2 separate regions of the Mus musculus genome follow, and region 2 is linked to region 1. Evidence: chromatin loops called from intact Hi-C (ENCODE). Cell type or tissue: heart. All regions are shown on one strand. Links, peaks and the distances in the headings refer to the core of each region. The heading gives the core; the rest is flanking DNA. Region 1 overlaps B3glct (beta-3-glucosyltransferase). Region 2 overlaps Rxfp2 (relaxin/insulin-like family peptide receptor 2).

The links. Peaks named below come from ENCODE experiments on the same cell type or tissue, not always from the same donor. Only the 100,000 strongest peaks of a DNase experiment are listed, where the experiment ranks them.
Region 2: a loop joins it to region 1, with 2.7 times the contacts of the local background. A loop is called at or near these places in 2 of 42 quality-filtered maps.

What each region holds. Positions count from the first base shown.
Region 1 is chr5:149,710,643-149,716,022 of GRCm38, forward strand. All of the region lies in intron 4 of B3glct (beta-3-glucosyltransferase), which reads left to right. Among named protein-coding and RNA genes, the nearest start is that of B3glct, 35 kb to the left of the region's middle. In heart, for the core only: CTCF peaks have their summits at 1,100 (motif pointing left) and 2,720 (motif pointing right); no DNase peak of the experiment used is centred there; H3K4me3 peaks cover 939 bases.
Region 2 is chr5:150,067,103-150,072,482 of GRCm38, forward strand. It overlaps Rxfp2 (relaxin/insulin-like family peptide receptor 2), which reads left to right. Exons shown (of 18, transcript NM_080468.2): 16 at 1-408; 17 at 3,078-3,296. Among named protein-coding and RNA genes, the nearest start is that of Gm38755, 7.6 kb to the left of the region's middle. In heart, for the core only: a CTCF peak has its summit at 3,247 (motif pointing left); no DNase peak of the experiment used is centred there.

The DNA of each region.
Region 1 (5,380 bases), core at 133-5,132:
ACACACACACACAAAGTGTGGCGTGAAAATATATGTGCATATATATTTAAATATGCATACATATATATATTGAAATGCTGCATACATATATGCGCGCACACACACACACACACACACACACACACACACACGGAAGGTACTGTTTGACTAGCTGTACCTGTTTCTTTTGGGGCTTTGGCCGCTGGATTCTTAGCACTGATTCTAGGCTGCAGGGGAGGGTGGCTCAAGGCTCCCACAGACCCAGCAGTTGTGATCAGGAATGGAGACTGTGTGCCCCTTCACGTCTCTGGTAATTTAGCTCTGTTTCTGGGAATTGAGCATTAGCATCCTGCACAGGAGATACATGTGTGTTCTCTCACTGAGCTCAGAGAGAGAGAGAGAGAGAGAGAGAGAGAGAGAGAGAGAGAGAGAGAGAGAGAGAGAGAGAGAAGACCCAGCAGAACAGTGGTGACCTTCCACCATTCCTCTGTGTGTGTACGTGTATATATGTATATATATATGTGTGTATGTGAATACATGCATGTGTATATATGTGTGTGCATATACGTGTGCATATACATGTTTGTGTATATATAGGTGTCTATATATGTGTATGTATATGTATGTGTATATATGTATGAATATTTGTGTGTATATATGTGTGTATGTGTTTGTTTGTATACATTCATGTGTATATGTGTATGTATGTACAGGTGTCTGTATATATGTGTGTATCTGTGTTTATGTGTGTGCCTGAGTGTACATTTGGGCCTGTGCGTGTGTTTGGCCAGAGGGTAACCTTGGTGTAGTTCCTGGGCAGTCTGTCCTCCTCTTCCTTTCTTCCATTCCTCCTTCCCACCCTCTCTTCCTCTCTTTCCTCTCTCCCTCCTTTCTTTCCTTCTTTTGTGACAGGATCTCTCAGGGGCCTGGAGGTCATTCAGTAGCCCAAGAAGGCTAATCTGACTGGCCACTGGGCCTCAGGATGCCCCCGTTCCTAGTCTTCCTCTTAGTACCGGGGCTTCAGATACATTCTGCCATGGCAGTTTTTACTTGGGTGCTGGGGATCTGAAGTCAGGTCCTCCTGCTTGAATGATGAGCACTTTCATACTTGATGCCCCCTTGTGGCCCCTGAGGGTAACTGCATGAGTGTGTGCACATACCCGTTTATGTGCACACAGTGATGGTATAGGGGTGAGAGAATGCTGCCTTCCAAGTCCCGGGGTTATGGGCAGGTGTCACCATACTTGGGCTCTCTGTACCAACTTGACCTATGGTTGTAAGCCACTCCTTCCTGCTCCTACTTCTGTATCATGTTCAAACCTGTTGTACCTTGTACAAACCTGTTGTATTTGCTTTGTTCTGTGTTATTGATCGTTACCCATTTATTTTTCTCCTCCACAGATGTTGAAGGCAGAGAACAGGTTGAATTCCATTAATTTCTGATCACTCAGAACCAAGCTGTGTTTGTGTGACTTACCCTGAGTCCCCCAAATTCACTACTTTTTCTGAATGGCTTTCTTTTCTGTTGTAAAAGAGGTTTCTTTTATTTTAAAAGTAAGTGACAGAAAAGATTATTTAATTTTATGTGTATGAACATTTTTGTCTGCATGTATGTCTGTACCACATGCACACAGTCCAGAGGCCAGAAGAGGGTGTCAGATCCCCTGAAACTGGAGTTACAGATGGTTGAGAGCCCTCATGTAGGTGCTGGGAACTGAACCCCGCTCTTCTGCAAGAGGAGCCAGCGCTCTTAATTGCTGAGCCATCTCTCTAGCCCACAAATGAATATCTCAAGGACACAGTTCAGTCACATCAGGTATATTCTCGTATATCTCCAGAGCTTGTTTATTTAATAAAACTAATACTGTGAGCCTCTAAACAACTCCCTGCTCTCCTTTTCTGTAGCCCCAAGTGACCTCCATTTAACTTCCAGTCTCTGTGTGCGACTGCTATGAATGGCCTAGAGGGAGACGATTCTTAGAGTAATTGTCATTTTCCGACTGGCTTGTTTTACTTACCTACGTTTTAAAAGTTCCTTTGTTCAAAAAGAATAGCCAGGAGCCAGGGAGTTGGCTCAGAGGCTAAGAGCACTGGCTGCTCTTCCAGAGGACCTGGGTTTGGTTCCTAGGATCTACATAGAGACTCATAACTGTCTCTAACTCCATTCCTAGTGGATTTAACACCTACTTCTGGCCTCCGTGGGCACGCATATCTATGAATCACACACATGCAGTCATGTATGTAATTCATAGATACACAGGCAGGCAGAAAACACATACACATTAAAAATAAAATGATACCAAACTAAAACCCATAGCTATCAGCGTTTTTGTTCAGGCTAGTGACATTAGTCTAGTGTAATAAACTTTATCATCATCTGTAGACGTCGTATCCCTGGAGTTCTGACTGGCATTCCACCACGGCCTCTTCATGGCAGCCCTTGTCCCTGTGTTTATCTGTCCCATGCTCACACACTAGAGTGAGGCAGGGCTCACCTTTACTTTTCTTGTGTCCCTGACCCCCTAGTACCTGGATGGAATGCCAAATACAATATTAGAGACTGTGTGTTCATCGATGTACCATCTCAGCATTTCACATTTAGAAGTGGCTCCTTTTGTCCGAAGCGTTTGGCTCCTTTAGCCCTTTTGCTTCTCTTTAGTTCTAAAGTTTATATTTAATTTTTGTGTGTGTTGTTGTTTCATTTACATCCTCAGTGGCTTAGGAGCCCGCTGACCACTAGGTGGCGATATTGGTTTTACATTTAAAGAGGTGTAGTTAAGTAAGTTCCCCGGGGCCCCCAGAATTTAATTTCTGTGATAGTAAATAGAATCTAAAGTGATAAAGAGACACCCCTCTTCTGACTATAAGATCAACTGTTACTGTTACCCTGACATTTCTTCCCCGCTGGGGCTCAGCTGTGAATGCTGTAGTAGGGAGGGCAGATCTGTAATGCTCAGACTTAATTTGCTGAGGAGCGCTGGAGTGTGGTGTATGCCTCAGGCTGGTTCAAACGTGGATTAACAAGGCTTTGTCAATCAAAAGATTGCAGAATTTGCAGCTATGCTTGGTACTGGATCTTTTCCTCTTTATGTAGCATTTTATCTCTCATACGGGATTAAAACTTTGGTTTAATTCCGTGAATGGCACTTCAGAGATTTAAAAATAGTTGACAGCTAGCATCGGGTCTGTAGACAGTTCTCTAGGGGCGGGGCAGGGACGAGATACTTTGCCTTGGGACTCCATGAGCACTTAGAGAAGGCCATCTTGTGAGATTTAATAGCTGAGTTGTACCAACCAAGCAAGGAAACCTCGCCTTGTGGAGCAGGGACGCTCCCTCGTTGGAATCAAACTGTTTCAAGGAACTGACATCCTTTTGGGACCGCGTTGGCAGCTCAGCCTGCCTCGGAGCTGTGATAGCGGAAGAGGGAAAAGCTGTCAGTCTCGCTGGAGCTGTGGTGGGCGCTTGCAAGGACCACAGATAAGGGGCCCTCGGTGCGTCTGTCTGTAGATTCGCCTTCTGAGAGCGTTCCTAAAAGTTGCCCCGTGAGGGGCGACCAGCAGTTAGCATTTATCATTTGAATATTTATCTGATAGCTGGAAATATCTGTGCCTCCCACAGTAGCAGATTCCCAGAAACTGCTGTTTATTTATTCATTACCCCTGTCAGGTTGCACGCTTCTCTGAAGCCTGCCCCCCCTCCCCCCAAAAAAAATCAAGGCACAAAAAATGGAAGCGGTTCTGTGATTAGCAGCTCCTTCTAGCTGCTCTTGGCGGCGTTACCTGGGCCTGTTTTGCCTCAAGGTGCTGAAACTGTGTCTTATTAAAAGCACAAACATTTTTTCCCCCCATTTTTTCAGATGGAATAAGAAACAGGCACCTGTGCCAGCTCTATGTGAAATTTAGTAGTGTGCTCCGAGTGGCAGCAGGAGGAGGGAAACCATTTTTCTTGTGTTCTAGAACATTCCCGCTTGTAATGGAGTTTGACATGCAGGCCAATAGTCACTTTGAAATTTCTAATTTTTAAGCATCATTTTCTTTTTCTAATCAGTGAATTATCAGGTTTTCCCAAGTGTTATTTTATACGCTGGCTGCTGCTGTGGCTTGCCCTGGTGTGAAGGGTCACGGAGGAACCTAGAAAAGGGATATTCTGGCTCTTTTAATTACTTAAAGGCAGATGGTAACTGTTGGATACTGTGCGTGACAGTCATTAGGTGGGGACTGGAAGTATAGGGCATACACATTACTGTACCCACGCAGTCGGAGTCTGTAGACAACCCACAGGCTTGTGAAAACCACAATGTCCATGTACCGCCATTTAAGAAGCACCACCCTGTGTGGTATTGCTCCTGGTATTGTACCAGTTTTGCCTGTGAGGCTGGAGATGCGGGAGGGCTGAGACTTTTGAGAAATTAGGTCACAAAGAGAGGGAAAAATCACCTGGAGGATATGTATTTAGAACAGAGTTCTGGAAGGCAAGAATGGAAATTTTCAGAAAGGTATATTTTGGGATGCCTGGTGGGGTCTGGAAGTCGAACAGTCGTCCTTGTGGGATACAGCAAGCACGTGTGCTGGGGGCCAACTAGGACCTAGCCTTTTAGGTTAGGCTGGAGGGCGAGGAATGTTGGGGCGACGGGTACCACGGCTGATGAAATATGAGGTCCCTGACTTTGAGGGACATGGAAGAAGGCAGATTTTGAAGGAATACCATTTCTCCTATAGCTTGCTTGCCTGCCTGCTTTCTCTGTCTGTCTGCCTGCCTCTCTGTCTCTGTCTCTCTGTCTCTTGCTCTCTTTAAAGAGGGGCGCAGATGCGCAGGCGCGGGCATAGGCGAGGAGTTAAGCGAAGGACCGCACAGAAGCGTTTGTGCGGGCAGCTTTTCTAGTCAATCAGGCACCTGAGTTGATTTCTTTTTAAATGCCTGTTAGGTCCATAGCATCTGGCTGCCAATTATGGCTTGACTTTTGTTTTTTAAACCTGGCACAATTCCTACTCAAAGGGATTACTCGTGTGAGTCCTTTTCTTGTTTGTTACAGCTATGTTGGGATACAAAGGAAGGTTGTTATCCGAGTCCTCTTTTTTTTTTAACCTTCCGGAATGTGGAATCCAGTTACAGCTGTCCTGCCTAAAGTGATGGAAACCCGAGGGGTTTCACTGTAAGATGAAGTTGAAAGAACAAAAGAAAAGGAGACAGAACGCCCCATGACATCATGCTTAGTGTGTTCCAGTCAAGCAAGGGTCCAGGCACCTTCTGTAGAGGCTACGATGAGAATATTCATTACATCTAGCACAAGGAAAAGGTCATGGTAGACGGGGTCAAGGAAGTTAGTGTAGGAGGTCAGGGCAGGGCCGGGGAGGAGCAGAGGGCGAAGCTTAGAATAATGCTTCAGACTAAAGAACGGGC
Region 2 (5,380 bases), core at 147-5,146, 360 kb after region 1:
CCGATTGCCTGATGGGGGTGTACCTGTTCTCCGTGGGCGTCTTTGACATCAAGTACCGAGGGCAGTATCAGAAGTATGCGCTGCTGTGGATGGAGAGTGTGCCCTGCCGCCTGCTGGGCTTCCTGGCCACGCTGTCCACAGAGGTCTCGGTGCTGCTGCTGACATTCCTGACGCTGGAGAAGTTCCTTGTCATAGTATTCCCTTTCAGCAACCTGCGCCTGGGCAAGCGCCAGACTGCTGTGGCCCTCGCCAGCATCTGGGTGGTGGGATTTCTCATAGCGGCCGTTCCGTTCACCAGAGAGGATTATTTCGGCAACTTTTATGGGAAAAATGGAGTCTGCTTCCCACTTCATTATGACCAAGCAGAAGATTTTGGAAGTAGAGGGTACTCCCTTGGGATTTTCCTAGGTAAATTTCATCTTTGATTTCACAGAGACACCACCATCTTTCTAGAAATGGCACAAAGCATCAGATGTACATCTGTTCGCTCTGAAAGCAAACAAAGTTCCTGGCATGCATTTTGTAGGTTTTTTTTTTTTTAATTAAACTTTTTATTGCTGAGATTTAGTGTGGAACACAAAGACACACTCTCAGGATCTTTGGGTGATTTTTTTTTTTAATTGCTCCTTGTTCTTTTTGCTATTCATTCATAGTGAATATGACCTGGGAAAATTCTAAGTTAGTGCCCAGTCCTGAAACCCTACCAAATTACTCAAACTCCTTTTAAATCATTTTAACAATGTAGTTATAATTTAAATAAATATTAATAAAATTCTGGAAACTGACGAGCAGATTATCTAAACACCCACAGATTTATTGCCTTTTGTAAACATGGCTCTTGAGGCCCCTCAATGCAAATTCTTCTCAGCTTTCTTAATTCCCTGATTTTTTTTTCCTTAGAAATGACGGTCTTGTATTTTCCATTATAAATAAATGGCAGTCTTAGACCTTAATATTAATGTTTTAAATTGTGTAGCCTGTCTTAGTTCTGCTTGGAATGATGGCTCTTCCCACAGCCTTTCTTTACCTAACACACATCATTTCATCTGCTTCGTCTCCTCTCATCCTCCTCATCGACGACCCCTTGATGCTTTATCAAAAATACTTTTCCTCTGCCTTCTGCCACTGCTGTTGCCATCATCTGAGACCTCGCCTCTGCACCATATTCTTACCCGCTCCCGCTGTGACTGGCACCACAGTCCCCCTCCTCACGTGATCTGTTCCACAGCCCTGGCTATGAACACAGCCCTTTCCCTCTAATCAGAAACCCACCAATGCCCCCAAACTACTCTCAAAGTCAAGTTTAAATGGTTCGCTTAAAACCATCCTGGGGAGGCCCTAGCCTCTGTTCCCGTATCTCCTTCTCTGGAAAACAAAACTCTGTGTTTACATCATTTCGTTGATTCTCTTCAGACGTCAGTCTTGTTTGACAGTTCATAAGTGTGTTCCTCCAGGATCCTATAGGCTCTTTAGGCTTCCTCCAGACTCATTTCTTCGTAGTACCTAGTGCAGATGATCTTCATAGAGACCTCCGACATATATGTGTCTGTGTAAATACATTCAAACCACCACTACGTACAAGAATTTACTGTGCATCTTCTATGACCTTGCACAATATTAAGAACTAGAGAGACAACACCCAGAGCCCTCGCAGACACTGCAGAATGGACAGCGGGATGCAGACCCTTTGCGCATCCTCATAGCACAGGCCGAAAAGCACCATGGGTAAAGAGTATAGGCTATCCACATCTGAGGACGAGGGAAGGCTTCGAAGGAGGAATGAAGCCCCATCAATGGGGAGGCACAGCCAAGTGAAGACAGGATTCTGGGTGGGAGCTGTGTTCCAGGAAAAATCGGTGGGTTCAAAGTGGACCCCAGCTCCAAGGGCCAGCCAGGCCCAGTTGAAGTGCTAAGGAAGTTGGATGTGGCTGGCTTTTATAGCTAAGGCGCGAGACTCTGATTAAGGTGCGAGACTCTGTAGATTAAGCACCTATAATAGAATCATTTTATTTTATGCTAAGCTAAACTCTCTGACAAGAAGCCTCAGACAAACCAGTGTTATAAAATCCTATTGTATGACAATAGAGTGAGCCTGTGGACTAGGAAATGCTGTGGATAAAAATAACCTTGAATTTAAACTGTTTCCCCAGCCATTACCAGTTTTCCACACAGTCTAAATTCAGTTTAGGAATGTTTTTAGAAGCTCTGGAAATATATGCAAATTTTATGCTCATTAAAAGAAATTTGATAATCACTATTTTGGATGTTTTATAACAGCAAGAATAAAGCAAGTGAGAGAAACAAGAAATCGGTGTTATGGGGGGTATCTGTGAAACCATTTGGCCCCCAAAGAGTGATTCATTTAGTTGGATCTTTAACATTTTTATCTCTTTCCTAAATGGAGTTTGTTTAAAGGGTTCTGAACCACAGTAGTTTAAATTACTGTGGGCAAAAGTAAACAAAAAGAGCATTTTGGTTTTTATGTGTTATATTTATTGAAATGGCCAAAGCTTAAAGAATAGTGCTTCCAAGGCAATTATATTCGTGATAAATTCTAGGATTATTTTATTCATATGTGTAAGACAAGGAACTGAGATTGTTATCTATTTCTGAGATGTGCATTACAATCTCAGAATCACCTTAAGGGGTGACTTTCCAGGAACTAAAATCAAAACCAAGTGTGCATGTGGTGTGTGTGTGTGTGTGTGTGTGTGTGTGTGTGTGTGTGTGTGTGTGTGTGTGTGAAAGAGAGGGGGGGGGGAGGAGAGGGGAAGAGAGAGAGAGAGAGAGAGAGAGAGAGAGAGAGAGAGAGAGAGAGAGAAAGAGAAGGGCAGTCTGACTTCATAGTATTCTAGATCTCAGCTTCCAACCCTAATTCTTCATAAAGGACATATGCCTTTGAAATCCTCTTTTAAGGCTAATAGAAACCCAAATTCTTGGGAAGTTTAGCGACAGAGCTCTGAGGACATAGGAGAAGGGGCTTCTGGGAAAGGCCAGTGCCAGGTGCTGTATCAACAGTCTGATGCTTCTCTGCCGGCCACTCAGAGAGTGTGAAACGAGCGTACTTTTCCCAACAGGTGTGAACTTGCTGGCTTTCCTCGTCATCGTGATTTCCTATGTCACCATGTTCTGCTCCATTCATAAAACAGCCCTTCAGACTGCAGAAGTGAGGAGCCACATCGGGAAGGAGGTGGCTGTTGCAAACCGGTTCTTTTTTATCGTGTTCTCTGATGCCATCTGCTGGATCCCTGTGTTTGTCGTTAAGATCCTGTCTCTCCTTCAAGTGGAGATACCAGGTCAGTCCTCTTCCTCATCCCCAGGTACAGTGCCTTCTCAGGCCCTTCGATTGACAAGGCCAGAGTCTAGAACAGTGCCTTGCACATAGTTAATTCTTCATAAATACCTATGGCATCGGTACAAACAATTAACACTCCCACCCCAGTGTTTTATATTTAGTATTCTAAGTATCTTGCTTCTACCTGAGCTAGCTAGTGGTTCTTAGCCAAGAATATAAATGAAAGATAGATACATACATACATATATACATACATACATACATACATACATACATACATACATACATACTGTCTTAGTTTGGGATTTATTGCTGTGAAAGTCATCTTGACCAAGGCAACTCTTATCAAGGACATTTACTCAGGACTGGCTTAGAGTTTCAAAGGTTCAGTCCATTACCATCATGGCAAGTATCATGGCAGCATCCAGGCAGACATGGTGCTGGAGGAACTGAGAGTTCTACATCTTGTTCCACAGGCAACAAAATGGGACTGACTGTCTTGGGCAGGCAGCCAGGAGGAGACTCTCCTCCACACTAGGCAGAGCTTGAGCATAGGACCTCAAAGCCCACCCCCACAGTGATATATTTCCTCCAACAAGGCCACACCTGATAATAGTGCCATTTCCCATGCCAAATATATTCAAACCACCACGTGTATGTACATACATAGACAGAGAGATAAGTAGGTAGGTAGATAGATAGATAGATAGATAGACAGATAGATAGATGATAGTTAGATAGATAGATAGATAGATAGATAGATAGATAGATAGATAGATGCATGCATGCATGCATACATACATACATACATACATACATAGAATCTCTGGTTCCACCAGGAATTCTAGATTGGTACCTGGGGGCCAAGGCATGCACAGAGGTATCTGCTCAATTCCCCCCATGATTCAGATACTCAGATCCAGATAGAATCATCAACCCTATTCCAAAGTCCTCACCATGAAGCAACATATCAGGCTTTGAAGGGCTACGCAACTCATGGAAACACCCTGACTTCACAGAGAAAAATCATTGGTTTGTATCTTGCCTGATGCCTTTTCTGAGATCACAGCTAACTGCCAGGAGCCACTGGGGGATTTATCCTAGCTCTTAAACTGAGCTTGGGGTCATCTTCCGCTCACAGCCCATAAGCAGGTTCACCTGAAGAGCTGATCGTGGTGGGAGCTGTGTCTAAATCATTGCGACAGCCCTGAGTCTGGCACATGGAAAGCGATGAAGAGCTCTTTTCCCTCAGCTTATACAGTTATGTGAGGCCTGATCAGATGCCCCAGTGTAAAGTGATACACCAGGCCCAGTAGCCCTCTTGCTTGAATTTCACATCAAGCATAGATGTCCATCAAGCCATGGGAAATGTGGAATTGAACACCATGGACAGTCAGAGCTGAGTGCTTGGAAGACTCTTCTGGTTGGGGCAGTGAAAACAGATGACATAACTGTTTGCTGTTAGCTCACTGGAGGAGATCCAACTGTGTGTAGTAAAGATGTTTCCTTGAGCAATCTTCAAACTGTGACCCCCTACCTGGACAGCTTAAGCCTTTCATCAGACTATTTCAAATTCAATAGGACCAAATCATCCATTGGCTTGCTCTGCTCACATAATGAATTCCAAATGTGGGACTCTTTCTTCCCTCCCACCTCACCCTTATGAATTCTGTGATGTAAGCCCAGAGTAACTGTGAACTTTCTCTTTTGTGTTTCTCTGATATGACATTAACATTGGCCAGGTTTTCTTCCACCTGGTGATCATGCATGCTCTCAGGAGACTAGAGTGTAGTCCGATGAACACATCTCTCCCTCAATGCTCAATGCAAGTTCTCTCTCCCTAATGGCACCATTCACGGCCTCACCCAACCCAGTCGCTCAACATCCATAAGGTCTTGTTTCCACCATGCTTGTTAGCCCCACTTGAGCAGCATCATACCAGTCTGCATCTTGAATCCATGTGTCCATTGCTCTCTTAAAATTATAAATTCCAGAAAGTTTGGGAGCATGGTTTATTCATCTTCACATTTTCCACTGAGTTCTTTACAACATGGTCTTTAACAACAAAGCCTCAGCTGCCATGCT